Regions from separate parts of the Homo sapiens genome. Here region 1 is linked to region 2. The links are chromatin loops, found by intact Hi-C in ENCODE. Cell type or tissue: Caco-2. All regions are shown on one strand. Each heading gives the region's core, and the rest is flanking DNA. Links, peaks and the distances in the headings are about the cores only.

Region 1 (16,788 bases), core at 7,879-12,878, 68 kb after region 2:
ACTGTCTAAAGTCACAGGGATCATCAGGAGTGGAGACAGACCAGCGTACAGTGTCCTGATTCACAGCTCAGCCATATCCCTGCATCTGCTGGCTCCTCTTCTCTTGCAGTGGGAAGCAAAATGAGAGGGAGGGGGTCCCAGGCCATAAAGGTCACTGGGTGAGAACATGGAAGTCAGAGCAAGTAACAGTGCTGCTTTTTGTGGGGGGGGGGCGACCTGGAACATTCCACCTGGCTTTTTCGATGACTTGTGCTTTTAGTCATGCCTACTTCTATTTGTTCCCCTGTTTAAACCTTGATCTTCCAGGAGAACTGGCAGGATTTGAATTGCCAACATCTTGGAAATCCATGCAGAAAGACGCCATATAAAATGTCTTTTAAACTGAGATTGAGTTAAAGGTTCTGCTGTGTAGAAACCAAGAGTGTCATATTCTAAATTTAGTGCCATGCCGGAAGAGGAGGGTAGTGAAGAGCAATGCAAAAGGAATCAGGAAATGTGGTTTCTGGTCCCAGCTCTTTCCAAACTTTAGCAAATCATTTCAGCTTTCTGGTCTACAGCAGTTTCTCATCAAATGGAGGGATTAAAGTAGGCCCCTGTATCTGTGCCTGGAATCATTCTGTGTCCTCCACCCAAGAGGCACTTAACACTGTCATCAAAAATCCAAACTCTACCTTTCTTCCAAAATCTAACTCTGGTTGTGTTTCCTCAATTTTCTTTGGTGATTATGATAATGATGTTGTGGTTGCATAGGAGAAAGTCATTGTTCATTAAAAAAACAATGCACTCTGAAGTAATTAGAAACAAAGTGTAATGATATCTGCAACTTACTCCCAAATGGTACCAAAAATTATAAAATTTGTATCTTATATATACAAATATATATATATTTATATAGTGAGAGGGAGCACAAATATACCAAGAGATTACTAAATGCTGAATCTCATTGAAGGGTATATGGGTGTTCATTTTATGATTTGTTTTCATTTTTCTGTATGTTTTAAATTTTTCAAAGTCAAACGTTGAAGAGAAAAACAGCTCCAATTTTGTCTCCTCCAGAAAGCCTTTCCTGAATTAGCTGAAATAATTCCTCTGGATTCCCATGGCATTTATGTACTCTGTGTTTATCACTTTCTACTTTGTATTATAGTTATTGAAATATTCACATGGCAGGTCATAAAATAGCTAAGGCAATACTCAACTATGCAGAGAACACTTGTTCTAAATCTGTTCTTTCTTTAGTCTACAACTTCTGTGTTCCTCCTCACAAGACCTGCTACCAACAGGAAAAAATATCCAAATAAATTTTAGTCCAATCTTGTAATCTCAAATTGATCACATAATTTAGTTACTTTAGTAACTGAGACACATTTGGATAAAGGCCAGGCCCTACCTGTTCCTACTCCCATTTTTATCCATAGGATGGCAGCTGGGTGCAAAAGAGAAACTGATGTGTTGGGAGATGTCATGGGAAGGGGCCCCCAAGATCAACTTATGAAACTGGCTATTAATAGTATATCCATTGTGCAGACTTTAACTCTACACCCAGCAACAAGGTCCCTGAGGGACATCTTGGTGTTACAAGAAGTAGAAGGAGGAAGTTTTATTTCTGTGTCCTCTGGAGGGCCTGGACAGTACTTTATACCTATAGGTTCTTGATAAATATCAGCATCCACTGTCTTTTTGGTCTGTTTCTCTGATCTCCACAATGTTCCTTCTGCTCACATCACTTACCAAAATGTCATCATAAGTAATAAATAATAAGTTGATATTGGTAAAAAAAAAACTAATTTTCTGAGTGCCTGCTATGTGCCAGGCTCTATGCCAGGCTTTTCACATGTAATATTTAATTCCCACAATAAGTAGATGAGTTAGTACTATAATTAATTTATAATAAGGACAAACGTTGGTCTCTGCATTGATGGATTGTTGAATTAGGCTTCCTTCGCACACTTGGCAGGCTGTATTTGAAACTCCCATTTTCCATGACCCCCAATTTACTTGTACAACCATATCTTTTCTCCAGCCATACTGTTTCACTTTTGTCTCCTATAAATGCTATGTTTTCTGACCACCTGTATTAGTCCATTTTCACGCTGCTGATAAAGACATACCCGAGACTGGGCAATTTACAAAGTAAAGAGGTTTAAAGTACTTACTGTGTCACATGTCTGGGAAGGCTTCACAATCATGGTGGAAGGTGAAAGGCACAGCTCACATGGCAGCAGACAAAGTAAGAGAGGTTGTGCAGGGAAACTCCCTTTTATAAAATCATCAGATCTCATGAGACTTATCACTATCACGAGAACAGCACAGGAAAGACCTGCCCCCATGATTAAATTACCTCCCACTGGGTACCTCCCACAACACATGGGAATTCAAGATGAGATTTGGGTGGTGACACAGCCAAACCATATCACCACCCTACCTTTTTAAGTCACCTTTTGCATTCCCTTCAGCCTCCTTTATACTCCTTCAAAATCCATCTTTTAAGAGCAAACTTCCCTTCATTCAATCAACACACTCTTATTGAACACCTACTTTGTGCTTGCTACCCATTGTCCTAGGTCCTAGAAAGACAATGCTAAGAAAAAGAAATGCAGGCCCAATCTCTGCCCTGGTGGACTTTACAGTGTCTAGTGATTAAGTTTCAGTCTTGTCCCAGTTACTTTACTCTAACAAGAAAACAATCTCCCTGCTTGCACCTCCTTTCAAATACTCATATCTGTTTCACCCATTGGACACTTATTAGGTACAGCTATGTAGAATTCGTCATCCTATTCAGGGATTCTTTATTAAGGGTAACAATAATAATAATATCAGTAACTTCCATTAATTGAATGTCTACCCTATGCCAGGCACTCTACATATACTGTCTCTCGTCCTCACAATGACATTGCCTTGAAAGAGGTAATTTTTCTCTTTTTACTAATGAAGCACTTGCAGCTCAGAGATGATAAGTAATCTGCCCAAGGCCACATAATTAGTAAATGACATTATCAGTGCAAGAACCCAGGTCCCCTGGCTCTGAAGGCTCTCTCCACAACACAGCAAGCTGTCAGACGTCTTTGTTGCATCATGCATTGAGGTAGTGAATAGTCCGTAAACAGTGAGGAAGGGTAATGTGAGGAAAAGAACATGGTTTTGGAAAAAAAACAGACTGGCATTCAACTCCTAGCTATGCCACTTACTAGTTATGTGACCTTGAACAAATTCCTAAACTTCTTTGTATTTTGTTATCCTCATTTTAAAATCACCACAGCAAAAATAAATAAATAAAGTCATGTATCTCGCAGAGCTGCTGTGAGGATTAAATGAAATGATAAATATCTGGAAAAGCAGCATGTATATAATAGGCTTCCGGCCAATGCTTCTTCTCTTCTTCCTTTGTTGATGCAGATCAGTTAAAAGTTTGCCATCTATCTTTTTGTTGCTCATATAAATTCCTAAGTTTGATACTAAGAAACACCTGCAGAAGGGTCTTTCAAGCACCTGCAAGTATATTAAAGAGGCAGATACAGGAACTGAGAGATAAAGGCAGTATGGTTGAGAGGAGATGGAAAACCAATCTAGAAACCAGGCAGTGGGAGGCTGTGTGGTTCCTTTTGTTAGGAAAACTTTTCAAAGGCAGAGTCCTTGAAGCTTTTGTGCATCAAAAGCATTTGAAATGCTTTCCTCGGGTGCACTTACATAGTATTGCTTCTGTGGCAAAGAAGGTATAGTCTTGTCAAAATGCTATTGATTTTTTCAGAAGGAATCTAGAGACTTCATTCACCAATGAAGCCCTGCAAACAAGCCCTAAAGCCCACTTTTTTTTCTATAAATTGGTCACCCACTCCAGAAAAGAACATGGCTAATTAACTAAAGGTTCACATTTATTCAATCTGTACTAGGTACTTTGATAGACCTTGTACATCTACCATTTCCTTAATCTTTAAAGAAAAAAAGCTTTTTAAGGTAGGAATTATAATAAAATTGACACTCAGAGAGGTTAAATATCTTGCACAAGACCACACAGTTAGAAATCGTTGGTGAGATTTGAACTGATTGTTTATTTATTCAACAAATATTTATTGAGTGACTACTATGGGCTGAGTCTGCCTGTTTCTAAAGCTAATGCTCTTTTCACTATCTAATTCTTCCTGGTAAAATAAATAACAGTATTCTCTGTCTGTTACAATGTTCTTTCAGAATGCAAAAGCAGTTTGGCCAGAACATGATATGCTCATGGCTCAGAAAAGATAATCGGGCAGATTGGCCTGGCCAGGCAAGTGTCCATATGTCTCAGCAGCACTCCACGTGTATCCATTCATCTCAAAGCTAGATTTTTAAAAAAGAATGGTCCACTATAGTCAGGAGTGCCATTCTCGGGAAAGTATGACTATCTGTGTTTGATTACTTCTAAAACTTTATAACGAGGATACACTTCAGAACATCTATTTACTAGAAAGTTGAAAAGAGGTGAAGATCAGTACACGCGACTCACTAAAAAAGGAAATTATAATTTTAGTGCCTTACTTTTATATAGGCAATAGTTCTTTCCAGTGTACTATTTACAACATAAATGATGAGATTTTAGCCCCATACCATTCTGTATGATCAGGAAGGGAATGGTTATTATGTCCATTTCTCACAAGAGGAAACTGAGGTTCAAGTTGTCAAAGTCATTGGTACTTTCCAAATGTCCAAGTTCACATCATTATTTAATGGCAGAACCAGGATTTATCTTAGGATCTTTCTGCTCTTTCCAATGTACAATCTTCATTGGTCAGAATGAGCTAGGTTGTATTAGATTGTATTGCAGTAATAAATGGCCTTCAGATCTCAGGAGCTCACTATAATAAAGATTGATTTCTTGTTCATGTTCCTTGTCTGCTGTGGGTTTGGTCTGCTTTGTGTTTACTCCAGGACTTAGCGGACAGAACAGCCTCTATCTGGATCATTGCCAGTAATGTGGCAGTGTGAAAAGTGCAATTGATGGACCTCACACTGGCTTCTAGGGCTTCTGATAGAAAGTGGCTTTCACCCTTATTTCATTGGCCAAAGCAAGTCACAGCATTGCCCACATGCAATATGGCAGGTGTGTATCATCCTTTCACAGGGAGGGGCCCCAAATAGGCATAAAATTATTTCAGTTATATCAGGGTAGTAATGTATAAAGTGGTTGTCAGCCTCCCTTCCTTGTAGCATAAAGTTATTCTTTAATAAATGCGGTACTGACTAAGAATTATTTTAGGTATAATGAGCCAAGCAGTCCACTTAAATCATGTAAAAATTAAATAATTCAATAAATTTAATATTTAAAAACCAACAATTCTCAACTATCACTGTTGAGCACTAAACCCTCTGCATTTGCGAAGAGAGCAACTTTCACTCTGGGAATAAACTTTCCGTTTCTGGCAAGAGAATTGGATAGCAACATTGAAGTTCTACTGTGAATGGGCGTCAGGGTGTCATATTTGAATGTGTAATGAGTAAACATTGGCAGAAACCCCCTTTGCCACGTGACTTCAAAACAAACACCAGTCAGTAGGGAACTACCAGCTGTGCCCAGTAGAAAAAAATGCGCTCATATATTTTTCTTCCATGAGCAAAAAAATCCCCGCCGAGATCACCTCCCCTCAGAATGTAGGGCACGAATGTGTTCTCACATGAGTTCAAGAACAAAACCCCACCTCTGGAAAGTCCTCCTGGCAAAGTCATTTAAACAAATTGCAGAGGAAGACAGAAGTAGGACATGAAACAGAGTTCAGGCATTCACAGAATCTTGCATTCCCTTAAATCAATTCTCAGCTAAAGGAAAAAAAAATACAGCAGAGTTGGGGAGTGGGAGCATTTAGCAAGAGTTTAAAGTAGCTGATTTCTAATGTTGACTACATTATAATGTCCCTTACAATCCTAAGATTCTATGACTCCATAAGTTTATGTGATGACAAAAAGTTTCTGCTTTTTCAAGTACAGAAAAAAAAAGAGAAGAGGCTATGTTTTATGTAATAATAAAATTTAACAGAGAACTGCACCCTCCCACCTCCAAAAAAAATGTCCTGGTGACTATAAAGTTGTCTTGGGCTAGGCAATCTGCATATAGAATTCTGTTCCTTAAAAATTTTTTGGCACTGAGTCAGAACTTGATTTGTAGAAATGACACCTCCCCAATACTTCTTTTAGAGCAGTGAGGGGGAGGTAGAATGAACTGAGTTAGAACTTTACCTTAGACTTTTTGTAAAGGTCACCAAAGGGAAAATCCATAAAGAGTCATTGCCCTTTAGTCACTTACACGTATGAAATGTGTTGTCCTAGGATGAAAGAGAATCATTACTGTACATCACATTTCGGATTAAATAATTGTTGTGTCTTGCTTTTTTTTCATGACTTTAAATAGAATTCAGGTTGAAATGAACCTGGATTAATAGGAGATGTTTCTAAATATGTCAGTTGTGCTTTTTTGATATGCATGGATGTCATTCTACTATTTTGTTGGCATAATTGCTAGCAAATCCCCATAACTGATATTCAAATTTTAGTATAGATGTAAGTAAAAGTGTGTCCAGTTATCAAAATATAGATATAAGTAAAATTGTGTCTTAGTTATCAAAATACCAAATTTCATTTGAGCAAAAGAAATGAGGGGAGAGAAGATGGATATATTAACTTCTCTGATAAGCAACATACTACCCTGCTGCTTTCTCTAGCTACTTACTACAGAAAGAGTGCATGGTCATGAGATGCATGGAGTCTCTAGTATCTAACTGAACACAAAGAAACTTCTCTAATGGCTAGTCATGTTAAGTGATACAAGAGATGCATCCACTGGAAAAGACTGTGGCTCACTTTGAGGATGAGTATAATGTCACAGGATCAAAATATTTGAAAGAGAGAATTTGGAAGCTAAGGTTAATTTAGAATCTATAATTGCTCAGAGTTTTCTTCCCCTCCACAACCAATTCAAGTCTCTCTTAGACTCCTGAATCAAATAGCTGGTGGAGCCCATAAGTAGTAGCAGAAGTCAGTGAAACTAAATAGAGGATCAATAATTGTATATACACACATATATATATGAATGTATGTATACACACATACATGTATGTATATGGAAGTGTATACATAGATATATATCTATACATTTTTTTTCTTTTTGAGACAGAGTGTCATTCTGTTGTCCCAGCCGAGTGCAGTGGCACAATCTCGGCTCAATGCAACCTTTGCTTCCTGGGTTCAAGCGATTCTCATGCTTCAGCCTCTCAAATAGCTGTGATTACAGTCATGTGCCACCATGTTCAGCTAATTTTTGTATTTTTAGTAGAGACGGGGTTTCACCGTGTTGGCCAGGCTGGTCTTGAACTCTTGGCCTCAAGTGATCCACCCGCCTTAGCCTCCCAGAGTGCTGGGATTACAGGTATGAGCCGCCATGCCATGCCCGGACTATATGTATGTATTGAAGATAAACACATACATATATGGAGATTATAGATACACATATGTATATCATATATATCCATACATCCATACATATGGTGTGTGTGTGTATATATATATATGTTTACTATATGCGTGCACACACACACACCCCCCATATATATATTTCCATAGGTATGGTGTGTATATCTCTATATGTATATACCAGATATATATATATAAAAATATATATGTATATACCTTACACATGTAGAGATATACATGTATCATATGTGTATCCATATATATGGTATATATTTAATCTATGTGTGTATCTATAATCTCCATATATGTATATGTTTATTCTCTATATATGTATAATATACACATGTATACATTTCCACACACATACATATATGCATATATACATATATTGATATATGTATGTGCATATACAATTATTGATCCTCTATTTAGTTTCACTGACTTCTACTACTACTTATGGGCTCCACCAGACATTTGATTCAGGAGTCTGAGAGAATTGAATCTGTTGCGGAGGGGAAGAAAGCTACGTGCAATTATAGATTCCAAATTAATCTTAGCTTCCAAATTCTCTCTTTCAAATATTTTGTTCCTGTGACACCATACTCAACACCTTCTTCTCAAACTGAACCAGACTCTTTTCCAATGAAAGTATATTCCATATCCATAATACATGGATATACATATACACACATATGGATATATCCATGTACATATATGGAAATATACATGCATATATGAATACATATATACATACATATTTATATATGTATTTGATTGATTATGGCACAACTAGCTACTCAACTGATTTTTTTAACAAACCCCAATGTTATGCCATTTACAAAAAGAAATGCCTTCTGGATTAAAGACAACTGTAAAAAATAAATACTTCAAGAAAATCTAGCATATCATATATACATATATGTACAATCTATTATGTGGAAGGAGGCTTTCTTGTCAAAATGGAGAAGATATAAAAGAAAAGAGAGACTTACTTGATCATATAAGAATTTAAAACATTTTGTTAAAAGAAAGATTCCACAACAAGGTCAGTAGACTAATGATAGGTTTGGAAATATTTGTGGCATCAGCAACAGTTGGGTTTTTTGTGTTTTTTTGTTTTGTTTTGCAAATTGACAAAAGCAAAGACAATGAATAACGGAAAAAAAGGATAAAGAATTCAAATAGGATATTTACATAGGGGCAATGACCAACAAGCAAATGAAAATATTCTCACATTAAATCATAGTCGGGGAAATGTAAATTAAAGTTACAATGATATATATATTTTTATGTCCATCAGACTGGCAAAAATTGAAATGATCAATAACCTCTATTAGTGGTAGGTATATGGAAAAATGGATGTTCATACATGCTGAGAAAAATTTAACTGTAAAAACTGTTTTGGAAAGCCATTTCGCAGCAGACATAAAAAAACTGAAGATACATGCACCATTTAACCCTGCAATCTCTCTCCTTGGCAACTCTCCCAGACCAATATTACATAGAGCATGTGTAAAAGGGCACCTAATGTCAGTGTTTATAATAGCAAGAAAAGGAGAAGGGACAGGGATCAAAGTAAATGCCAGTCAATAGGGAATGTCTGAATAGGTAACAGCTCATCCACACCATGGATTATTAGGCAGCAGTTCCAAGGAGTTAGACTCATTAGAGCTAAATTTCTACTTATAAGAGATTTCTGTACAGTTATGCTTTACATGAAAAAAGAGATGTAGAAAGTATATATTATGCAATGCTCATAAAACAAACAATAACAAAACTTCCCTTATACATGTGTGTAAGTGTAAAAAGTGTATATATGATATGAGCAAGGGGAAAAATGTAAAAGTACATATCAAGTCACAAACGAGTTACATGGCAGAGAGGGGTGTAAAGGAGGAAAGAAAGGGAAGTAGAAGCTAAGCAAAAGTTTTAATATACTTCTCTAAATAATATATAATTATATGTGTGAGATAACATATATGCATTTATGCAAAAACTATATATATGCTTGTCTATATGAGAAATTAGAAAAAGATTGAAAAGCTAGTCTAAAAGCATGCTCAAACCATGACATAAAAATTAATAAAAAATATCTAACATTTACAGAGCCCTTTCTATTGGCAGACACTGTTCTAAACAGGTACCAACTCAATCCTCACAACAACCCTACGATGGGAATATTAATATCTTTGTTTGCAACAGAGGAGAGTCCAACTTACTTCTCTACAACTTTAGAATAGAACATTTAGTTTCAATTGCAAAACTGAAATTAAGTCAATCATCTTATTTGTTTCTTCAGTAATTTTGGCTTGTTTTCTTGGATGTCTGGATTTAGAAGACAGACTCTAACAGGATATCGTAAATAAAGAATTTAACAGGATACCATAAATATATCTACTCAACTAGCCAAGGTTGGTGAAAGTCATCTAAATCAAGGGCAACTGTCTTCACAAGTAGCCTCTTCCATCCCTCATTTGTTCAACCAGGAATCATGGAACACCTTCTGCACAATTCTGGGCCCAGGGGATTTGTTGGTGGCTATGACAGCCTCTGAATATTTGATGGCTTGGAAGGCTAATAACTCATGTTGCCCTAGCACATTTTTACCTCTTATTCTGAAACTAGGTGAGAAAAATTACTGGCTTTTTTGACAAAATGATGGGGCAGAATTCTAATCCTTTCTGGGAAAGAGACAGCTTCCAAGAACATGGCAGCTCTACCTAATCCAAACTCATGCATGGAAAATAACAGTGAAAGAGCCACAAAAGCAGCCCTCGATAGCTGCCTATGACTGGCACATAGCAAATAATTTCTTCATCACTAGCATTTTAGAGAGAAGTTAGGGGTTGCTAGTTTTTCCTTCTATTTGCATATCTAATTTAAGTATTCTTTGATCTTCCACCTTTATGAAGAGATGCCAAGCACCAGATCATCAACAATAGAATGCTTGATGCTCAAACACCATGACTCCCCACTCCATTTCTCTCCATTCTCTTCCGAAATCCACTTTGTGAGAACCCCTACTAAGGTCACAGTGTTAAAACAGAGATTGTGATCCGGGTAAGGCTACAGAAAGTCACTAATGAATTTATTGAGCAAGAGATGCCACTGAGAAAACCCAGGGCACTGGTCTACCGCTCTGAGTTTGGACCCTGATGAAGTCCCGAATCTGTAAATACACAAATTAAGAAAGCACTTCGATGTCTTGCAGCTCTGAGTGTCCAAGAGCCAAGATGTTCAATTGCACATGTGTGTTTTTGCAGGCTTCTGGCTTTTCCTTCTCTCTCTTAATCTGGCTGCCTCTCACGCCACCTCTGGCAAGGTACACTCTGGGGAGGCCAGAACAAAGTTTCCATCCAGTCATTCCCTTCGGTTAATTATTAGCAGCTCTGGTAAAAGTTGTTAGTGGGGCCGTTGGAAACAACAAACTGAAAATATGTTTTTAGTTTAACCATAAAGTTCATTTGTTTGGGGATTTCAGGAATCCTGTCCTGAAAGGATTCCTGTCCTGCCCAAGATAACAGTGGGCAGAGGTGAGATGGTGAACTAAGAAATGATAGATAATCTTTTCTCTGTAACTAATTAGCTAGGTGACCCTGGTCAAAGGAGGGAAGGTAACTCACAATATGACAAGTTGGGAACTCTGTGTTCTCTCACTTAATCCTCATAAAAACATATAACCTATGTATTTTTATCTCCATTATACAAAGAGACTTAAATCCAAAACTCTCTAAACTTTGCATTAAACCGGCTTCATGCCATTTAATTTACCCAAGTTCCTGTGTTCTTACCTAAGAAAACAAGGAGTTGGAATTAGTTGCTCTCTAAAAGGTCTTTCTAACTCTATAAGACTATGAATCATTTGACCTAGCAGGAAATAAACAATATTTCTCTAATAATTTCCGCAAAGTTTTTCTCTTCTTGGCCTTTATTTCCCCGTAAATTTGGGGGGCAAGTAGATAAAATTGTATTCTTCACATAAACATGATAAAATAGCTGTTCGCTCATTAGTTGTCTAATGACAACCCCTGAGGCTATTGCTTCACTCTTGTTTATATTGCTCAGTTCCGTCAGTTTAGAAGACATTAAAAAGCAGAACTGAGTTGGCTGTTTTACGTTAGTGGTGAACTTTGTGCCTCAACTGTGTTGCAACCCCACAGTTTACTCAACTCCACCTGGCAATTCAGCTGTTTGAGATAAAGTAGATTTTCTCCTGGGGAAACCAGTAGCAATTTATCTTGTTCTTGCTCTACTGCTGGCATACAGGAGGTTGGGCATTTAATAGACAGTCATCTGCCAGTAGGAGGTAATAATTGTTTTTTAGATTAAAAACAAATGAAATATGAAGGGAGTTACTGCCATATAGGAGGAATTGGAGCCAATGCTCAAGTAGTCTTGTCTAGAGCCAATGTAAGAACTTCTGTTGGAAAACTACACTTTTATGTATATGTATGAGTTTCTGCATGTGCATGCATATGAGTGCTTTAGCGTCTTGTAGATGTGTGCATGACAGCGGGTAGGGAAACTCTGGAAAAATAGCCAGTGAAGACCCAAAGCAACTCTTATTTTCTACACTCACAAGTACTATAAGAGTTGGATCGGCCGGGCGCGGTGGCTCACGCCTGTAATCCCAGCACTTTGGGAGGCCGAGGCGGGCGGATCACGAGGTCAGGAGATCGAGACCATCCCGGCTAAAACGGTGAAACCCCGTCTCTACTAAAAATACAAAAAATTAGCCGGGCGTAGTGGCGGGCGCCTGTAGTCCCAGCTACTTGGGAGGCTGAGGCAGGAGAATGGCGTGAACCCGGGAGGCGGAGCTTGCAGTGAGCCGAGATCCCGCCACTGCACTTCAGCCTGGGCGACAGAGCGAGACTCCGTCTCAAAAAAAAAAAAAAAAAAAAAAAAAAAGAGTTGGATCAATTTCTTGTGCTTAAAATTGGGTTTTATTTTGTTTATCTTTTCCACATCCCATATGTAGCCATTTTCTAGGAAAAAATTACACTGATAGCAACAAAATAATTTTTCAAAATGTATATAAGAAACAGTGCAATGTAAGACATGTAGAAGAGAGCCAGAATATGCCTTGGTGGATTGATGAGAATGCTAAGCAACGAAAGACATTCATGCTGCAATCTATACAACTAAGCAGCCTGAAACCTCCTCCATTATTCAAGTTTGAATTCAGAAAGAAGACAATGGCCTTATTCAGCTCCAGTCAATCCTAGTGTTATGCATTGAATTATTTCCCCCTAAAAGTTGTTGACATGCTAACTCCCAATACCTGCAAATGTAACTTTACTTGAAAATAGGGTCTTTGCTAATGATCAGGTTAACATGGGGTCATTAAGGAGTGCCCTAATCCAATAGGACTGTGGACTGTGTCCTTATTAAAAGGGGGAAATTTGCACACAGAAGAAGATACACACACACAGGGAGAATGTGATGTGGATATCAATGCAGAAATTGGGGTGACGCATCTAAAGCCAAAGAATCCCGAAGATCGACAGAAAATCCCCAGGAGCTAGGAAAGAGACATGAAACAGATTCTCCCTTACAGGCTTCAGAAGGAACCAAATCTGCCAGCACCTTGCTCTTGGACTTCTAGCCACCGGAACTGTAAGTCAATACATTTCTGTTGTTTAAGCCACCCAGTTTGTAGCACAGATGCCCCTCAACTTAGGATGGGGTTATGTCACAATATTTTCAAATTATAAAGGATTTATCCAGATGTAGATACTTAATGTGTCACTTTTGCACCATCATAAAGTTGAAAAATTGCAAGTGGAACCATAATATGTTGGGAATTGTATTAATCCGTTTTCACACTGCTGATGAAGACATGCCCGAGACTAGGTAATTTATAAAGTAAAAGAAACTTAATGGACTTATAGTTCCACGTGGCTGGGGAGGCCTCACAATCATGGCGGATGGTGAAATGCACGTTTTACATGGAGGCAGCAAGACAGAATCAGAACCAAGTGAAAGGGGTTTTCCCTTATAAAACCATGAGATCTTGTGAGACTCATTCACTACCATGAGAACAATATGAGGGAAACTGCCCCCATGATTCAATTATCTCCCACCAGGTCCCTCCTACAACACGTGGGGATTATGGAAGCCACAAATCAAGATGAGATTTGGGTGGGTGGAGACACAGCCAAACTATGTCAAGAACCATATGTACTTTGTTACAGCAGCCCTAGGAAACTAATACACTTAGGTTTTCTCCCAGCCAGTTTCTACAACCACGAGTCTTTCCTTTCTCATCTTTATTGGCACAGTGTCTCTAGAGAAGAGAGAAATATTTAAGAAGAGTTGGATTTTTCCTCCACTTTCTTTTCCTTCAGTCTTGTCTTCTCTAATTTCCAAAGAGACTCTTTTTTTTTTTTTACTTTTATTTTAGGTTCAGTGGTACGTAATTGTGTATCACGGGGATTTGGTGAACAGTTTATTTCATCACCCAGGTAATAAGCATAGTACCCAATAAGCAGTTTTCTGGATCCTCACCCTTCTCCCACCCCCCCACCCTCAAGTAGGTCCCAGTGGCTGTTGCTCCATTCTTTGTGTCCAAATGTACTCAGTGTTTAGGTCCCACTTATAAGTGAGAACATGTAATATTTCGCTTTCTGTTCCTGCATTAATTCACTTAGGATAATGGCCTCCAACTCTGTCTGTGTTGCTGCAAGAGACATGATCTCACTTTTTTTTTTTTTTTTGTGAGACAGAGTCTCGCTCTGTCACCCAGGCTGGAGTGCCATGGCATGATCTCAGCTTACTGCAACCCCTGCCTCCCAGGCTCAAGCAATTCTCCTGCCTCAGTCTCCCAAGTAGCTGGGACTACAGGCACCCACCACCATGCTCAGCTAATTTTTATATTTTTTAGTAGAGATGGGGTTTCGCCATGTTGGCCAGGCTGGTCTTGAACTCCTGGCTTCAGGTGATCTGCCTGCCTCAGCCTCCCAAAATGCTGGGATTACAGGCATGAGCCACCATGCCTGGCCTTAAAATAAAAGTCCCCACTAACTCATTCTATGAGGCCAGCATTATTCTGATACCAAAACCTGACAGAGACACAACACGAAAGAGATATGTTTATAAGAAACTCCTCATATTAAAAAAAAAAGTGGCTGCCGGGTGCAGTGGCTCACGCCTGTAATCCCAGCGCTTGGGAGGTCGAGGTGGACAGATCATGAGGTCAGGAGATCACGACAATCCTGGCTAACGTGGTGAAACCCCATCTCTACTAAAAATACAAAAAAAAAAAAATAGCTGGGCGTGGTGGCAGGTGCCTGTGGTCCCAGCTACTCGGGAGGCCGAGGCAGGAGAATGGCATGAACTAGGGAGGCAGAGCTTGCAGTAAGCTGAGATTGCACCACTGCACTCCAGCCGGGATGACACAGTGAGACTCTGTCTCAAAAAAAAAAAAAAAAAAAAAAAATTAAGTGGCTAATTCTACCCAAAGGCCAAATAGAAAAGAAAAGAAAAAAAGGGCAGCTATTGAATTGATCTCGGAACTTATCTCCCCAAAACGTTTGAGCTGAGAACTCTTGGGCCTGGATGGCCCAACAGTAGTTGAAGAAGAGAACAGAAAAACAATTTGCCTCTAGAGAGTCCTTCAGTTCAGGTGTGATATCAAATAATCTAATTGGATTCAGATATTCTGCTTGCAATACATGCTTTAAGATAGCTGCAGTGTTTTTAAGCAGCTGATTGGGCCATATATTTAGATAGGTTTGGTTTTCCAGTTTTGCTACTGTTGTGTCTTCTTAGAGAATTATGGATGAATCCTGATACTTAGAATTAGGTTGGAGTTAGCTGTTGTGTAAAGGAGTAGCTGAAAGGACTGACATAGAGAAGATGCTTTCTCGTATTAATTTAGGAAGGAAGGTGGGTTCAAACAGCTGAGAGGTGAACAGATGGCAGTGCATGCCGGGAGTTCCTGGCAAAAAATCAGTCACTAGAAGGGGAGGTTGAATGGAATGCTTTTGTGTCCAGGTTGCAGGAGAAACAGGAAGCTGAGACTAGATTTGGCAGCTTCTAATACAAAATTTATTAAAGTGAATTGAATTTTATTGTAAACAAATGACAATTTATTTTTCATATCTCTGCTCAATTTCCTCAGATACTTTTCTTGTGAGAGTTGAGCCTCTTAAATCACTATTCTCAGAGAATAGAAAATTCAAATATGACAACGGGGTTTAAACTGTCCATATCATTAAGCTTTGAAAAGATGGCAGGAATCTAAGAAAAAGATCCAAATATTGAGAAGACGTATTCCTTTCTTTCCATGATAAAAATCACAGAAAAAAAAATACTGCATAGGCATAGAGTTAATAAAAGATTAGGATCTTGATCTTTCAATGAGAAAACCTGAGCTTCTGGACAGTTCTAGGAAAAGCCACTGGAAGCTGTTGTCTTTGTAATGAAGGGTTCTTCTGCCAGATAACATGTGCTGTTGAAAGGCAAGTCTTTGCTGCATGACTGGTCACTCTAAGCATGCCTCTGACAAGGACACTTTAGAGGTAGCCACTGTTTCTGAACCAAGCCAGTTTCAAATACTCTTCCTTGCTCAGCAATGGACTATACTTCTTTTTTCACTTTGAGGCCTGTCCCCAAAAGCTGTCTAATAAGCCTTATAGCAGATACCAAAGGCAATTCAAATTCACTTTGAATCATGCTTCAGGAATCAGCTGCCGCAGACAGTGGTGCAACGACACATGCAAATTTCAAATAGCTAAGATACTTTACTGAGGCTTTAAAACATCAGCTCTATTTTCAAGTCAAAGATAAATGTGTCTACTGCTTTTCTCTGGGGTCATCACGTTGCTGCACTCAAGGGGAAACTTCCACCAGGTCTGTCCACTCCATATTTTTCATCCTTCTCCCTATTCAGCAGGATGCCTGGCAGGTTACTGGAACTGTGCTGGATATCAAAGATATAATTTCTGGGGGCACAAGAAGGTCTTTTTAGTCCTTCTAGAATAACATGGAAAGAAAATTCAACAAGTTATATGATGAAGTGTGATAACTATTTTGATAGAGGAAGTAGAATGCTGTGGGAATAGAGAAAAGAATTTCTAATCTAGACAAGAAAAAAAAAAAAAACAGAGAATTCTTCCAAATGAGCAGAAGAGAGCCAGGGAAGGAAGAAAGGGGCATGTGCAATTAGTCAACAAAATCACAGCCCATAACCTAACTCTGATTGGTTCACAAATCAGCCAACTGCTTCTATTAACTTCTTCCCCCAGATATCCACTTGGTTCACTCCTTAATTTCACTTGGGTCTTTACTCAGATGTCACCTTTTTACTGAGGTCTTTCCTCACCACCCTATTTAAATTACACTACACCT
Region 2 (16,788 bases), core at 4,078-9,077:
TCAGCCAAAGAGAAGTAACTTGCCCACACTGACACCACTAGGAAGTATCAGACCTAGAGATTTTACCCAAGTAGTCTGAATCTCAAGCACTCAAGCTTAACTACTTTCCAATAATGTCACGTAAGACCATATAAATAAATTAACTACAATAATTTTCCCAAATTGTGCAATAGCCCATTAATTGACTTGTCTTTTATTAGTCATTTGCTTACTCTTTTTTTCTTTTCTTCCTCTTCTCTTTCTCTCCTTCCTTCTTGTTCTTGTGTGTGTGTGTATATATAAAGAGATATATATTTATATATTATATATTACATATATAATATATATAACATATAATATATAATATATATTATATATTTATATAATATATATTACATATATAATATATATTATATATTGCATATATATCTATTATATATAATACATTACATATATTAGATATATAATACATTACATATATTATATATATATAATATATATGTAAAGAGAGACAGAGAGAGAGCTGCTTCTCTTTTTTAGCAACAAAGCAAGGTTTTCTACCATCCTCAGAAACTCAGAGGAGTCTTTATGAGAACTGCTAAATAGAAAATACTGTTCTAAAATTAAATTTTTAATTGTCTTATGGATTACTTTATTTAAAACTAGACAACAAAGTAGGTTTATAAATGTTGGTGACCTATGAGTTTACAATCAAGTTATTAGGATATGATGTGTGTATACATATATGGATATGTGCATGTAGGTACACATACATATATATAGCTATATATACACATATAATAGAGCATTGGAATACTTCAAATATGTTTAAATATGTGACGTCTTAGTGATCTTAACAGAAACAACAATTCATGTTTACCTCAGAGGAGAGAACCAACTCATTATTTTGCAAACTGCTAGATGAGGTAAAGAACAAAACATTTATCCTGGGTTTTGTTACTGTAGATACAAGTAGGAAATGGGGAGGGGAAGAAGTTTCTCCTTACAGAAATACCCTAGTCAATAAATGAAGAATGAATCGTTAGTGGATACATGTTATTTTATATTTGTCAAAACCTATAGAATGTATAACACCAAGAGTGAACCCAAAGAAAGGATGGACTTTGGGTGATAATAATGTGTCAATGTACATCCATCAATTGTAAACAGCTTACCACTCTAGTGAGGAATATCAATAATGAAGGAAGCTATGCATGGGTGGGAGCTGGGGGTACATGGGAATTTTACATACTTTCCACTCAACTTTGCTGCAAACCTAAAACTGCTCTAAAAAATAAAGTCAATTTTTTAAAATCATAAAATTAAGATATCACCACTTTGCAATAGCAAAAGAATTGATTAATCCAGGCAAAAATCCTCAATAGTTGTTAACATTTCACACATGCACATTTCCACTTATGGAAATATATACCACTATTTGTGAAGTAATCTTGCCAAAACCATGGAAGCAGAATCTGATCTCTAGCCGTAACTGTGAATTTAAAAGAAGTGCATTGTACAAGATGATGAATATGTTTGAGAACACATTAGGGATGGAATCAAGACAATTCAAATTATTAGAAAATCTTCAGTTAAAACAATCTCGTTTCTCCAATAAGACCAAGGAAAAGAAAAAAAAAGGGACCAAGAAAAAAAAAAGTAGAGATGAAGATAGAGCCTACAGGTTAAAAGAGACCCTAGAAATATATCAAATAATAATAAATCATGAACCTTGTTTAGATCTGGATTTGATTGTTAAAAAAATAGATGGTAAGATAATTGGAGATACGTGTATACTGACTACATATTAATTGATATTAGAAACTATTGTAATGTTTTTAGGTGTCATAATGGTATTTTATTTTAAAGAATCCCTATCTCTTAGAGACCCAAACTGAAAGATATATAGGTAAAAAGAAATTAATGCTTGGAGCTTTGTCTCAAAATAATGGGAAAAAGACCCAACCCAACTATATGCTGCATACAAGAAACTCATCTCACCTGTAAAGGGTTACAGAGGTTGAAAGTGAATGAATAGAAAAAGATATTGCAAGTAAATGGAAACCAAAAGGGAGCAGGAGTAGCTGTACTTATATCAGAAAAAATAGACTTCAAGTCAAAAGCTGTAAAAAGAAACAAGCAAGAACATTACATAATAATAAAAGAATTAATTCAGCAAGAAAATAAAACAATTGTAAATATATATGCACCCCACACTGGAGCACCCAGACATATAAAGAAAATATTATTAGACCTGAACAAAGAAATCCCAATACAATAGTTGGGGACTTTGACAATCCACTTAGCATTCAGCAGATCATCTAGACAGAAAATCAACAAAAAAAAAAATCTGATTTAAACTGCACCATAAACCAGATGGACCTGACAGACATTTACAAAACATGTCATCCAACAGCTACAGAATACACATTCTTTTCATCAGCACATGGAATTCTCCTGTAATGCCTATATATTAAGACTCAAAACAAGTCTCAAAAAAATTTTAAAAATTAAATTATACCAAGTATCTTATCTGACCATAATAGAATGCAACTAGAAATCAGTAACAAGAGGAACACTTGAAACTATACGAATGCATGGAAATTAAACAACCTACTCTTAACTAATGAATGAAGAAATTAAAAATAAAATTAGAAAATTCCTTGAAACAAAAGAAAATCAAAATACAACATCCCAAAACCTATGCAACACAGCAAAACCAGTATTAAGACAAGTTTATAACAATAAATACCTACCTCAAAAAATTAGAAACATTTCAAATAAACAACCTAATGATGCATCTCAAAAAACTAGAAAAGCAAGGACAAGTCAAACCTAAAAGTAGTAGAAGGAAATTATAAAGATCAGAACGGAAATTAATAAAATTGAGACTAAGAAAACATAATTTTAAAAATCAACCACAAAAAAAGTTGGCTTTTCAAAAACGTAAACAAAAGTCTCCCATCAACAACAACAACAAAAACTCCAGGACTAGATGACTCCACTGCTGAATTCTACCAAAGTTTTACAGAAGAAGTAATACCAATTCTCTCAAAAAAAACTGATGCAAAGGGAGTTCTTTCTTACTCATTTCATGAGACCAGCACAACCCTAATACCAAAACCAGACAGGAACACATACACAAAATGAAAATTACGAGCCAATATCCCTGATGAACAGAGACATAAAAATCTTCAACAAAATACTGGTAAACAGAATCCAACAACAGATCAAAAAGATAATATACCATGATCAAATGGGATTAATCCCAGGAATGCAAGAATGGTTCAACATATGCAAATTAACAAAAGTGATACATCCTATCAACAGAATGAAGGACAAAAACCATATGATCATTGCAATAGATGCAGAAAAAACATTTGAAAAAACTCAACACCCCTTCATATAAAAATTCTCAATAATTAAGTATAGAAGGAAGGTACCGCCAAACAATAAAGACCACATGTGACAGACTCACGGCTAACATCATATTGAATGGGGAATAGCTGAAAGTAAGAACTGGAACAGGACAAGGAGGCCCATTTTCACTACTGTTTTGTGATATGGTACTGGAAATCCTAGTCAGAATAATTAGGGAAGAGAAAGAAATAAGGGGAATCCAAATTAGAAAGAAGGAATTCAAATTGTCCCTGTTTTCACAGGACATGATCTTATATATAGAAAAACCTAGACTCCACCAAAAAACTCTTAGAACTGATAAACAAATTCAGTAAAGTTACAGGATACAAAATCAATATGTGAAAATCAGTAGCATTTCTATACACCAGCAATGAATTAGAAATCAAGAGGCCGGGCGCGGTGGCTCACGCCTGTAATCCCAGCACTTTGGGAGGCCGAGGCGGGCGGATCACGAGGTCAGGAGATCGAGACCATCCTGGCTAACACGGTGAAACCCCGTCTCTACTAAAAATACAAAAAATTAGCTGGGCGAGGTGGCGGGCGCCTGTAGTCCCAGCTACTCGGGAGGCTGAGGCAGGAGAATAGCGTGAACCCCAGGGGGCGGAGCCTGCAGTGAGCAGAGATTGCGCCACTGCACTCCAGCCTGGGCGACAGCGAGACTCCGTCTCAAAAAAAAAAAAAAAAAAAAAAGAAATCAAGAAGGCAATCCCATCTACAATAGCTACAAAATAAAATAAAATACTTATGAATAAATTTAACCAAGGAGGTGAAAATTCTCTACAAGGAAAACTGCAACACACTAATGAAAGAAATTGAAGAGAATACAAACAAATTGAAAAACATCCCACGCTCACAGATCAGAAGAATTAATATTGTTGAAATGACCAAACTACCCAAAACAATCTACATATTTAACACAATTCCTATCAAAATACCAATAACATTCTTCATGAAAATAGAAAAGCCATTCCCAAATATTGTATGGAACCACGCAAGACCTCAACCAAAACAATCCTGAGGAAAAAAAGAAAAAAAAAAAAAAGCTGGAGACATTACACTACCAGGCTTTAAAATATACAATATATTACAAAGCTGTAGTAACTAAAACAACATGGTAATCACATACATAGACCAGTGGAGCAGATTAGAGAACTCCAAAATTAATCCATATATCTACAGTCAACATATAACATCATATTGCATCAGATTCCTGACATATGCAACATATAACATCAGATTCCTGACAAAGGTGTCAAGGACATACATTGGGGAAAGGACAGTCACTTCCACAAATGGTGATGGGAAAACCAGGTACCCATATAGAAGATAATGAAATTAGACCCCCACATATCATCCTATACAAAAAACAACTCAAAATGGATCAAAGACCTAAATGTAAGACCTGAAATTATAAAACTACTAGAAGAAGACATAGGAGAAACACTTCAAGACATTGTTCTGGGAAAATAATTTTGGTTTTTTTTTTGGTAGAGATGAGGTTTCACCATGTTGCCCAAGCTGGCCTCAAACTCCTGGGCTCAAGTGCTGGGATTACGGACATGAACCACTGTGCCCAGCCTGGAAAAGATTTTATAAATAAGACCTCAAAAGCACACACAACAAAAGCAAAAACAAAATGGGATTATAACTAAAAAGCTTCTGAATAGCAAAGTAAATAATCAATAGAGTGAAAAGATAACCCACAGAATAGTAGAAAATATTTGCAAACTACTCATCCAAAGGGTATTAATATCTAGAATACACAAGGATCTCAAACATCTCAACAGCAAAATAAAAAATCTGATTTTAAAATGGACAAATGCTCTGAACAGACATTTCTCAAAAGAAGACAAACAAATGGCCAAAAAATACATGAAAAGATGCCCAACATCACTAACCACTAGGGAAATGCAAATCAAAACCACAATGACGTATCATCTCACCCCAATTAAGACGGCTATTATCAAAAAGACAAAAAATAACAAATGCTGGTGAAGCTGCAAAACCAAGGAAACTCTTACACACTGTTGGTGGGAATGTAAACTAGTATAGCCACTATAGAGAAATGCATGAAATTTCCTGAAAAGTCTACAAATAGAACTATCATTTGATCCAGCTATCCCCCTACTGGGCAATTATCCAAAGGAAAGAAAATCAGTGTATCAAAGAGACATCTGCACCCCCAGCAGCACCATTCTCAATAGCTAAGATTTGGAATCAATTTAAGTGTCTAACAACAGATGAACGGATGAAGAGAATGTGGTAGGCTGGGCTCAGTGGCTCAAGCCTATAATCCTAACACTTTGGAAGACCGAGGTGGAAGGATTACATGAGGCTAGGATTTCAAAACTAGCCTAGGCAGCATAGAAAGACCCCATCTGTACAGATGGAAAAAAAAATTAGCCACTCATGATGGTCCAGCGTACTGTAGTCCCAGCTACTCAAGAGGCTGAGGAAGGAGGATTGCTTGAATCCAGAAGTTGGAGGCTTCAGAAAGCCATGATCATACCACTGCACTCCAGCCTTGGTAATAGGGAAAGACCTTGTCTCAAAAAGTAAAAGAAAAGAAAGGAAATATGGTATATATACATAATGGAATACTATTCAGCCTTTAAAAAGAATGAACTCTTTTTATTCATGGCAACATGGATGAAACTGGAAGACATTATTTTAAATTAAATTAGCCAGGAACAGAAAGTTAAACACCACATGTGGAAGCTAAAAAAAAAAGTTGATCTCATAGAAGTAAAAAGTAGAATAGAGGATGATGATAGAGGCTGGGAAGAGAAAGGGGAAGAAGGAGGATAGGGAGAAATTTGTTAAAAGACAGTACAGCTAAGTAGACAGAATAAGTTCTAGTGTTCTGTGGCACTGTAGGATGCCAATTGCCAATAATAACATATTACATAGTTTTAAATACCTAGAAGAAAGGCATTGAAGGTTTCCAGTGAAATGAAATGATAAATGTTTGAGATGATGAACATGCTAATTACCCCTGATAGGATCACTATGCATTACACGTATCACAGCACCACTATGTACCCCATACATTATTATGTGTCAGTTTTTAAAATGTTTAAATAAAAAGTAAAAATAAGTAAAAGATAATGGGGGGAGTAGATGGTGATTGACAAAATTGACCCTGAATTAGTGAAATAAGCATGGAAGTTCATTATTTCATCTTCTCTTATATATATTTGAAATCTTTTCCAATAAAAGTTTATATATAACTTGGCAATTAACTTACCAAAGCCTGTTTTCTTATTTATTAAACAGAAATAACAATATCTACAGCAGAGATAATATCTCCTTATAGATTTTTCTGAAATTTTAAGTAGTATATTTAAATCACATGGCACACAGTGGCTGTTAGATAATTTGTGGGGACTCAGTTTGACCCACTTATTGCTGAATTGGCTGGTCTGAAGTTAGGGAGTTTTTGCGCTATTCCTACAGCATAGCAATGCTGGGAGGGTGAGCAAGGGACAAGAAAAACCTATGTCCACATGAGTCACCCTTTCAGGCACCACAAAGATGCTGGTGGGAGATTTTGGCTTTTTTGTTTTTGTTTTTTTTTAAAAGTTCAATCTTCAAATGAGTTACTATTTTTGGATTTGTGAGCCCTGGAATATGCTGGTGCTGGTAGACACACTGGGTTGGCTAAGTGTTTATTCAGTCCCAGGCAACTCCAGGTGCAGGTAGAGAAGGTGCAAATATATCTTATCTTCCAAAGCCATTTACTCAGGCTCCCCCCTCACTTCCACAGGCAGTTTTCTTTTATGAAATACCAAAAATATCAGATTATCTTCAAAACTAAATAATTCTAAACCTCCCAGTTTCCCCAACTCATTCCAATTCTCCCTGATTATTTTCTTTTTGCTTTGCATTCCTGTACTACTTAGCCTTACCCTTGTTCGCAAAAGACCAAAGTGTAAAGCAAAAAAATTAAACAGTGAAGTACAGAGGCACCAAGGCCGGAAAAGATTAGATTGCTCAGAGGCACAGTCTGCTTTCAGAGATGATAAGCCCTGAGTAGTTCTTCTGGTTAGTTTTTCAATGGCTGAATTTTTTTGGCTCTCTGGATACTGCTGGAGACTTCAGTTTGTTAAGAGCTAACCCTGGACTCTCTCCCGTTCCTGCCTGCATGTCAATTCATCTTATTTCTAATAAAGCCAATTCTTATTTTTCTAACTTGTTTCCAATTCTCAAATGTAGCTCCAAAGAAAACAGAAAGTAATTAAAATGTCAACACTTCCCTGAAAAAGAACATAAACTCTCTTTGGATTTTCTTCCCATTGGAAATGTTACTTTTCTCCAAGGTGCCTGGGCCCCATGTGTGGCAACCAGCTGTCACCCACAGCAGACCCATCAGGCAATGCACATAAATCCCCTCTGTTCATTACTCTCGTTTGCATTTCTTCTTCTTCCTTACCATTTTCCAAATGGAGAGATCCTATAAATGAAGTACTTATGCCTGTCTCTTATAATGGACTAATATCTACGCCAATGTAATATATCCAAATTGTATGCAATATGAAATAAGCTCCAGCAGCAATAAGCTATTTAATCTAATGTGGAAAAAGCAATGTGGAGCCTAACAGCTTATTATTTAGTGCAGTGCAATAAATTAACTAAGCACCATTTTGCATAATAAGAGCTGATTATTCCTTTTACCTTCATTTGGATTGGTTTGGATGGGTTATGACTGTCTTCAGAGTTAATCGGGTTTATGTGAAACAACTTCTTTTTTAAATGTATTCCATTAAAGAATGAAATAAGGAAGAGCAAACATGTGCCATTATTTTGCGATTGGTGTTTTTGAGGTTAGTCTTTTAGAAGAAAATTCCCCATTAACAGGCAAACGTTGTGACCATTGTCCCAGAACTCTTTAATTGGAAAGAAGCCAATATTTGTCTCCCTTCTCACCCTTTTTCTACTTTTCCCTGTAGATTCCTGCCATTCCCTTGACTCGATTTTTCAAAGCACTTTTAGTAAAACACTTGGTTTCTTCTTTCCAGTATCTCTCCAACCCTGGCCTCTCTCATCCCCACACCCAATTACTTAGCACTTTGAGGTACATATCAGACTGATCAGCACCACTGGTCAGTAAGTGCAGCCGTTCTATCTAGTGTTACAGCCAGACCTCCCACCAAAGGTCTCCAAAATGCATCAATAAGTATCAAAACACATGTCAACAACAATGGCTGCAGCAAATCATCATAACTAGCATTTTAGAGAGCTGAACATGATGCTAGCACCTTAAAGAGGCATCTTATAGTAACCCCATAAGGTAGATATCATCATCATCATCCCTATTTTACAAGTGGAAATTGTGTCTGATCAAGATTAAATATGAGGGCTTGATTCTGAATAACATCAAAATCTTTGTAACATGTTATATTATCTGCTGGGGGGTAAAAAATAAAACATGTTAGCGAAAAAGTCTCTCTCTGTTTCTGCATTACTGTCCAGGGAAAAGCAATTCAAAGTGGGTGTCCTATCTGCAGTGAGGCCAAACCTTCAAAATCACTTAGATGAGGTTATTTTTACAGTACTTAGGATACATGTGGGGTCTGCCACCTCTGCCCTTTATAGAGATTTGCATTCCTTTTCTGGATTAATAAACTGCTTGAGGTTAGGACGTGTATTTTCTACACAATAGGACATCAGTGTGGTATAACGTCTGAGTCAGAAAATCCTAGGTTTTTGGGTTTTCTTGTTTGTTTGTTTGCTTGCTTGCTTTAGAGACAGGGTCTCACTCTGTCCCCCAGGCTGGAGTGCAGTGGCACAATCAGTTCACTGCAGCTTTGACACCCTAGGCTCAAGTAATCCTCCCACCTCAGTCTCCTGAGTAGCTGGGACTACATGGATGCACCACTGCACACAGCTAATTTTCTAATTTTTTTGTAGAGTCAAGATCTAACTATGTTGCCCAGGCTGGTCTCAAAGAAAATCCCACTTCTGGGATCAAGTGATCCACCCTCCTCAGCCTCCCAAATTCCTGAGATTACAGGCATGAGCCACTGCACCTGACTGAAAACCCCAGGTTTTAATTTTGGCTCTATTTACCAGTAACTATAGCAAGCTCTAGTCTGCTTAAAATAAAAGTAGGTAAATATACCTCATAGAGCTGTTAAAGACAGTAAATGAAATAACATAAACACATAGCACAGGTGATAAAATCAATAAATTCTAGTTCTCTCTCTCTCTCCATACTCATTCCACCTCTAATATCTAAGCATCAGTTTTCTACACATGGAAATATTCCATGGAAGTGTCAAGGACAGTAAAGTGTGAATGAAAGCCTGACTGAAACTCTTTCCTTGCATTATTTTCTCTTAACGATAATTCATTGCCACATATTTACCCGTCTCACCAAAATGATATTTTTAAAAAGTGATTTTAATTCTACAACTTTTAATTCTACAACAATTCATAAAGTGAGTAAAGGTAACTGTCATTCTTATCTAATAGCCCTTTTCTTCTAAATTCTCCTTCTCTATTGCTTCATTTCTCTTCTCCAAGTTGTGGCAGTAAGCACCACTGATTATCTAAGGAAGCTTTGAATCAAGGTCAAGGACATCTAATTTTAAATTTTATCTCCTCACTCTTCTGACATGAAACTTTCCTTTCACTTTAGGAGGAAAAAAAAGAGCTAAGAAGAATAGCAAAAGACAAACCTGAAGTCTTTCAAAACTTTAAGGAGAAATTCAAGAAGAAGCCAAATTGTGATGTCATCCACACACATGAAAAATTATATGGCAAATTTTACTTAACATTATAAATGGCTTCAAGTTTTAAAGATGCATGAGGGGAAACATTATTCTTTGGACATATTTACACATTGTTGGGTTCTAAATGAAATGGTTCATAACAAAAAAATTATGGACAAGCCGGGCGCGGTGGCTCATGCCTGTAATCCCAGCACTTTGGGAGGCCGAGGCGGGCAGATCACAAGGTCAGGAGATCGAGACCATCCTGGCTAAAACGGTGAAACCCCGTCTCTACTAAAACTACAAAAAATTAGCCGGGCATGGTGGCGGGTGCCTGTGGTCCCAGCTACTTGGGAGGCTGAGGCAGGAGAATGGCGTGAACCCGGGAGGCAGAGCTTGCAGTGAGCCAAGATCGTGCCTCTACACTCCAGCCTGGGTGACAGAGCAAGACTCCGTCTCAGAAAAAAAAAAAAAATTATGGACAGTTTTCTTCAATGAATGACAAGTTGTTTCATCTTTGGTTTATGACATCTTTTCCTTTAGAGAACTCGAACTGTTTAATATTTTTTTGAGTTAAAAGAAGAACATTATTTGATGGAATTCGAGTTGATAAAATGACAGCTCAGAGAGATTAAGTAAAATATACAGAGCCACACAGCAAATTATTGTCCAATATTTTAAAATTTTGAATTGAGAGAGTGGGAAAGCTTTAAAAAGAAAAAAAAAGACAATATGCTGGGTAGAGCAGCTTACTTGAGAATTAAAATTTTGTTCTTGAGTCTCCCTCTCAATGCCCTAAGGGAATGCACAACTTAATTGAATGTGGGAGGCAGTGGGGGAATATATGAGATGAAACTTTGCCTAGAAATCTGGGAAGGGGAAGAAAAGTGATGCTTAAGGTTGAGCCTTCCAGAATGAATTGGACTTCCCAAGATCAACATTGTGAAGTAAGAGTGATGGGTTGGGGAGGAGAAGGCATTCCAGGCAAATGGCAGGCTGTGCTTGGCATGAAAACATGGGTGTAAACCTTTTATGTTGTGAACAATGAAGGGGCTAGAAGCTAGATCATGATTAGGTTTGCCTTTTGGAAGGATGAACATGACAAAAATAAAGGGTAGAGCTAAAATTGGGACCAAAGAGAACAGCTAAGGAGCTCTTATCGTTGTCAAGGGTGTTGGCGGGGGTGGGGGGGTCCGCTCTGTAACACTTATTTGAGTTGAGCAAGGTGGATCACCCATCAAAGCTGGTCCTCATGCTGCACATCCTACTCTTCTCACATATAAATCACATTGCATCTCAGCAAATTACAAATAATGTCATGTATCTCTGGGATGGCTCTAAAATGACTAATTTGTTCAAGCCATTGTTGAAAAGAAAGAAAGCCGAGGACAGGATCCTGGAGGACGCAGGTCAATAAATTGCTGAAAGAGCAGAGAAATCCATGAAGGCTCCCTGGAGGAAGAAGGAAATCCCAGAGAGCTAAAAGGTGTCAGGCACCAGAGAAGTCGATCAGACTCAGGGAAAGGAAGAGCATGGGAGGAGGCCAAGTAGAAAGGGCAGACCTACAGAACAAAGCCTGTAAAAGCAGAGTTTCAGGGTCATTGGTGGCTCCTGACAGAACAATTTGTATGGAATAAGAGTACAGTGATCCTATATTACAAGTAAATTGGGTCAGGGGTAGAAATGGCTGGTATGGAGCATTTTTTTTTTTTTTTTTTTTTTTTTTTTGGAGATGGAGTTTCATTCTTGTGGCCCAGGCTGGAGTGCAATGGCGTGATCTCGGCTCACCGCAACCTCCGCCTTCCAGGTTTAAGCAATTCTTCTGCCTCAGCCTCTCGAGTAGCTAGGATTACAGGCATGCGCCACCACACCCAGGTAATTTTTTGTATTTTTAGTAGAGATGGGGTTTCTCCATGTTGGTCCAGCTGGTCTCAAACTCCCGACCTCAGGTGATCTGCCCGCCTCAGCCTCCCAAAGTGCTGGGATTACAGGCGTGAGCCACTGCGCCTGGCCTGGAGCATCTTTTTAAGAAGTTTAGCTATGACAGGAAGGAAAGAGAGTGGCTATAGCCAGAGGGGCATGCGGAATGAAGGTGGGAACTTTTTTCATTTCTTTTTTTAAATGGTAGAGAGATTTGGGCATATTTAACGATAGTAATGAAGATAGAAAAAGAATATAACCTGGGAATACTAAGACCAGCAGAAACACAGATGTAAGAAATGAATGCTTTGGGTGGGGAGGGATACGGTTATCTGTGAGTTAAGAAAGGAGAATTTCATCAAAAGGAAGAAAGACAACCCTGGTTTCTGATGATCATATATAAAATGGCACAGTGGAAAGAACACTTTAGACTAGGAGTCTCCAGCCTTCAGTCCCAGTCCATGGCCTGTTAGGAACCAGGTCACACAGCAGGAGGTGAGCAGCAGGTGAGCACAGGAAGCTCTGTCTGTATTTACAGCTGCTTGCAATTGCCACATTACCGCCTGAGCTCCTCCTGTCAGTTCAGTGGCAGCATTAGATTCCAATAGGAGTGTGAACCCTATTGTGAGCTGCGCGTGCGAGGGGTCTAGGCTGCGCGCTCCTTGTGAGACGCACTCCTTATAAGAATCTAACGCCTGATGATCTGTCATTGTTTCCCATCACCTCCAGATGGAACCGTCTAGTTGCAGGAAAGCAAGATGTCAGGGCTCCCACTGATTCTACATTATGGTGAGTTGTATAATTATTAATATTTCATTATATATTACAATGTAATAATAATAGAAATAAAGTGCACAATAAATGTAATGTAATGTGCTTGAATCATCCCAAAACCATCTCCCACCCCGGTCCATGGAAAAACTATCTCCCATGAAACGGGTCCCTGGTGCCAAAAAGGTTGGGGGCTGCTGCTTTAGACCCTAAAAAGTCACTTACATTCAAAGTCAAATCCCAGCCTTATCTCTAACTAGCAGCGTCCCCTTTGACCAACACTTGACCTCTCTAAAACTCAGATTTTTCATCCACAAATAGTGATAAATACACCTACCTTAATGAATGAGGGGAGGATTTCAATTTCGATGATTCCCTGCTGACATCTCCTATTCTCTTCTCAGCTTGACTTTTCCCCCTAGCACCTATAACTTTCTAACATACTCAGTATTTTAGTGATTTATCTCGGTTATTATCTCTCTCTCCTAACAGAATGCAAACCAAACAAGAGTAAGAATGTTTTCCTATTTTGTTCACTGCTATATCCTCAGCGTTACAGTGCCTAGCACCTGGTAGGTTATCAATTTAAAAAAAAGTGAAATAAATAATGATTAGGATACTACAGAGCAGTTTCTCAACTTTGACACCACTGACATTTGGAGCCAGATAATTAATTTGCTTGAGGGGGTAGGGGCTGTCCTGTACCCCGTGAGATGTTTAGCAACATCCCTGGCCTCTAACCACTAGAGGCCAATGGCACCCCACCCCCAGCTGTGATGAGCAAAATTGTGCGCAGACGTTGCCAAACGTTCATGGAGGGGCAAAATCATTCAGACTTGAGAGCCTCTGCAACAGGGTAAGTACTAAAGATGGTAGCTTTTAATATTATTTTAATAGGGGAAGAAATGCAAAATCAAAGTAACATTTGATCATCAAATTCTCCCACAACCTGCTTAATTTGAGGTGGAGAAAAATACTGCTGCTGTGATGGTGTTGGCTTCACAGTAAACTGACATTTTACTTATTATTTTACCAAGAAACATGTTTAGAAGAAAACAGCTCTGTAAATCAAAAAAGTGTCTCCTAAGCTTCTTGTGTGTTAGTCGAATGTGAGAGATTTTCTTTTTTGTCACCTCTCTGAACAAACAATAATAGCAAAAGTAATCATTCCTATCCATACAGTCTTATAACATCAAAGCTAATAATGTATGGTAGATAATTCATGGGCCAACACTTTAAAAATACTAACATCTTAGCATCTATATTCTAATTAATGAAGGATTATAAGGTGCCAGAAGACACAGCTGCAGTTTTCATTTTTAGGATTATCTTTCCCTTCAAATTTTCTGTTTTTACCAGTCCATTCCTTTGCTTTAAATAGAAACCAGTGTCTTGTATTAAAATGGCTAATACTGATCTTTCAGAAACATGAGGATCTCATAAAATGGAGACTCTTCCAAAAATTGCTTTGGGGAGCATGGAAAAAAATATCAGCAATGACTTGTCTCCAACTTCTCCCTCCAAATACAGACACCACTAACTAGGGAGTAGTCATTTGATCAACAGAGAGCTCATGGTTAGGATGACCATGGTTAGGACTGGGTTTGCCTGAAACATTCCCGGTTCACGCCAGCTGTCCCAGTACACTAATTAATAGCAGCCCATTTTATTCTCAAAAATGTCTGGATTTGGACATTAAAAGTATATGGTCACCTTTTTCAGAGTTCATTAGCATTTGACTGTCCACACAAAAGAGAGGTGAGCAGAGAGGGATTTGGTGCCAACTGGCTTTTTGCTTTCCCGTCTCTGAGCCTCTGGCACATCTCAGACTTTTCTCAGCACTCTATGGCAGACCTAGCTACAAGGATAGTCCTTTCTGTAGCACAAGCTCAAAGGTAAACTATCTGCAAGTCAATAAATGAATCGGTCTTCCACCTAGCTTGTTGATCAATACATCATTTCTCCTCCACTTTCAAAAAAAGTGAAATGGAAATTAGCTTATCATGTGACAGAGTCTGGCTTGCCTTGGCCTTCCAGAAGGCATTTGGATTCAGAGAAGCCAAGTAGCGTGAGATTTGCTTGTGGATGAGGCTGGCCTCTGATTGCTGGGCCTGCTGAAAAGGCCTTCCGGACTGCAAGGTGCTAGCCAGAAGAACCCCCTGATAAAAGCCTCCTTGCCCCATAGCCTCATACTCCTCAGAGTAGAGTAGAGATGATATGTAAAGGCAGCCAACTGACCAAGAATATCCAGGCTTTTTATGAGTAAGATAAGCCTTTCTCTTTCAGGACCAAGAACACAGCTCAGGAGATTATACAAGAATCAGGAGTTAGCAACACAGCTATATGCCAGCTCAGATCAAGAGTCCAGGGGTCAGCAGTACAAAAGGGCTCTTATTCCAAAGTCAGGCCGAGGAGGAGAGAGACCAAGAACTCTAAATAGCTAAAAGGTAGTAACCTGAGATTAGACAATCCTTACTCCTTGAGCCCCACACCTTTCATTATTCAGCAGTCCCATCTGTAATATAGCTAATGTATTATTTATCATGATGATGATTTTACTGGGATTTAGCAGTCCCAACTAAGTAATATAATAATATTAGCTACTATTTATTAAGCACCAAATGTATGCATTATCTAATTTAATCTTTATAATAACTTTGCAGGCCAAGTGCACGATACATGGTTTTACCGCATACAGGTAACACGGATAACAGGGTGCTAGAAATCGTTCATGCTCTATAAACAATAATAATAGCCACTGTTATTGTATTACTCAATTGTCACCCTGTGTCTCTTTAAATACCAGAGTGAACTGCTTTCAGTTCTCTCATGTTTCGTAGTCCCTCTCATCTTAGTACCTTCACACATGTAGTTTCTTAGAACACACTCCAACCTCAAATTCCCATTTATTTATCCCTTGGCTCTCAGCATAGATGTGATTTCTTGCAGGGAATCCTCCCTGAACCTCCAAATTGAGATGAGAGGCCCCTCCTAAAACATTCACTCTCTATTTCCTGCTATCAAAGGTCTCGTTTTACTTGGTTAGAGTTGTCAGTTTATTTATCTGTAACTCCTCCTAAATTACAACCCCTTTGAAGTTAGGAACTGTGTCTCATTCCTCGTTCCCCATTTTTCCCCTTAGTAACACACACACAACACCTGATACACAGCAGTACTCAAAAAACATTCGTTGGATGATTACATGAATAAATGACCCATTTCACTCTGGTGGTGGGAACTGTGGAGGCGAATGGCATGAATAATGACACCTGACAATTAAGTAAGTACACACTTACTCAGAAGACATGTAACAGAGAGCACATGCTATTTCCATCGTCCTGTTATTTACATTACCTGTATGTGGTAAAACCATGTACCATGCACTTTGCCTGCAAAGTTATTATAAAGATTAAATTAGGTAATGCACATATTTGGTGTTTAATAAATGGTAGTTAACATTATTACATGACTTAAGCCTCACTACAATCCTGTGATGTAAGTATTGTTATCTGCCTTTTTACCATATGAGGAAACTGAGCCTCAGAGAGGCTAAAGTGATTTCATAGAAAATGGCAAAGTCACGATTCTAAATGATAACTGCCTGACTCTAAAACCCAAGCTCTTTCACTACAGCAGCCCAACTCGATGCAAAATGAACGGAAGAATGAAAGAAGGCAGGAAGGTATAAAGGCAGAAAGGAAAAAAGGAAGGAGGGAGGGAGGAAAAGAGGGAGGAATAAAAGGAAGGAGGAAATAAAACAGGAAGAAAGAAAGGAAGATCGTGATTTTTTTTTTCAACTGTACCCAACTCTAATCCTTGCAAAATTCTTCAAACAAGTATCATTGTATTGATTTTCATATAGCATTCATGCTTCAACTGTTACAGGTATGATTTGCAAGAGAACATTATAAAGACAATTAATTGACTGCTCATTGTAGCTTAAGCCTGTAATACCAGCAGTTTGGGAGGCGAAGGCAAGAGGATC

The links. Peaks named below come from ENCODE experiments on the same cell type or tissue, not always from the same donor. Only the 100,000 strongest peaks of a DNase experiment are listed, where the experiment ranks them.
Region 1: it touches region 2 in a loop (6-fold over the local background); 2 of 110 quality-filtered maps call a loop at or near these places.

Annotation. Positions count from the first base shown.
Region 1 is chr12:92,059,703-92,076,490 of GRCh38, forward strand. The region is part of intron 1 of LINC01619 (long intergenic non-protein coding RNA 1619); the gene reads right to left. Among named protein-coding and RNA genes, the nearest start is that of LINC01619, 75 kb to the right of the region's middle. In Caco-2, for the core only: no CTCF peak of the experiment used is centred there; DNase peaks (open chromatin) are centred at 10,759 and 11,589; H3K4me3 peaks cover 441 bases.
Region 2 is chr12:91,995,441-92,012,228 of GRCh38, forward strand. All of the region lies in intron 1 of LINC01619 (long intergenic non-protein coding RNA 1619), which reads right to left. Among named protein-coding and RNA genes, the nearest start is that of LINC02404, 130 kb to the left of the region's middle. In Caco-2, for the core only: no CTCF peak of the experiment used is centred there; a DNase peak (open chromatin) is centred at 7,091.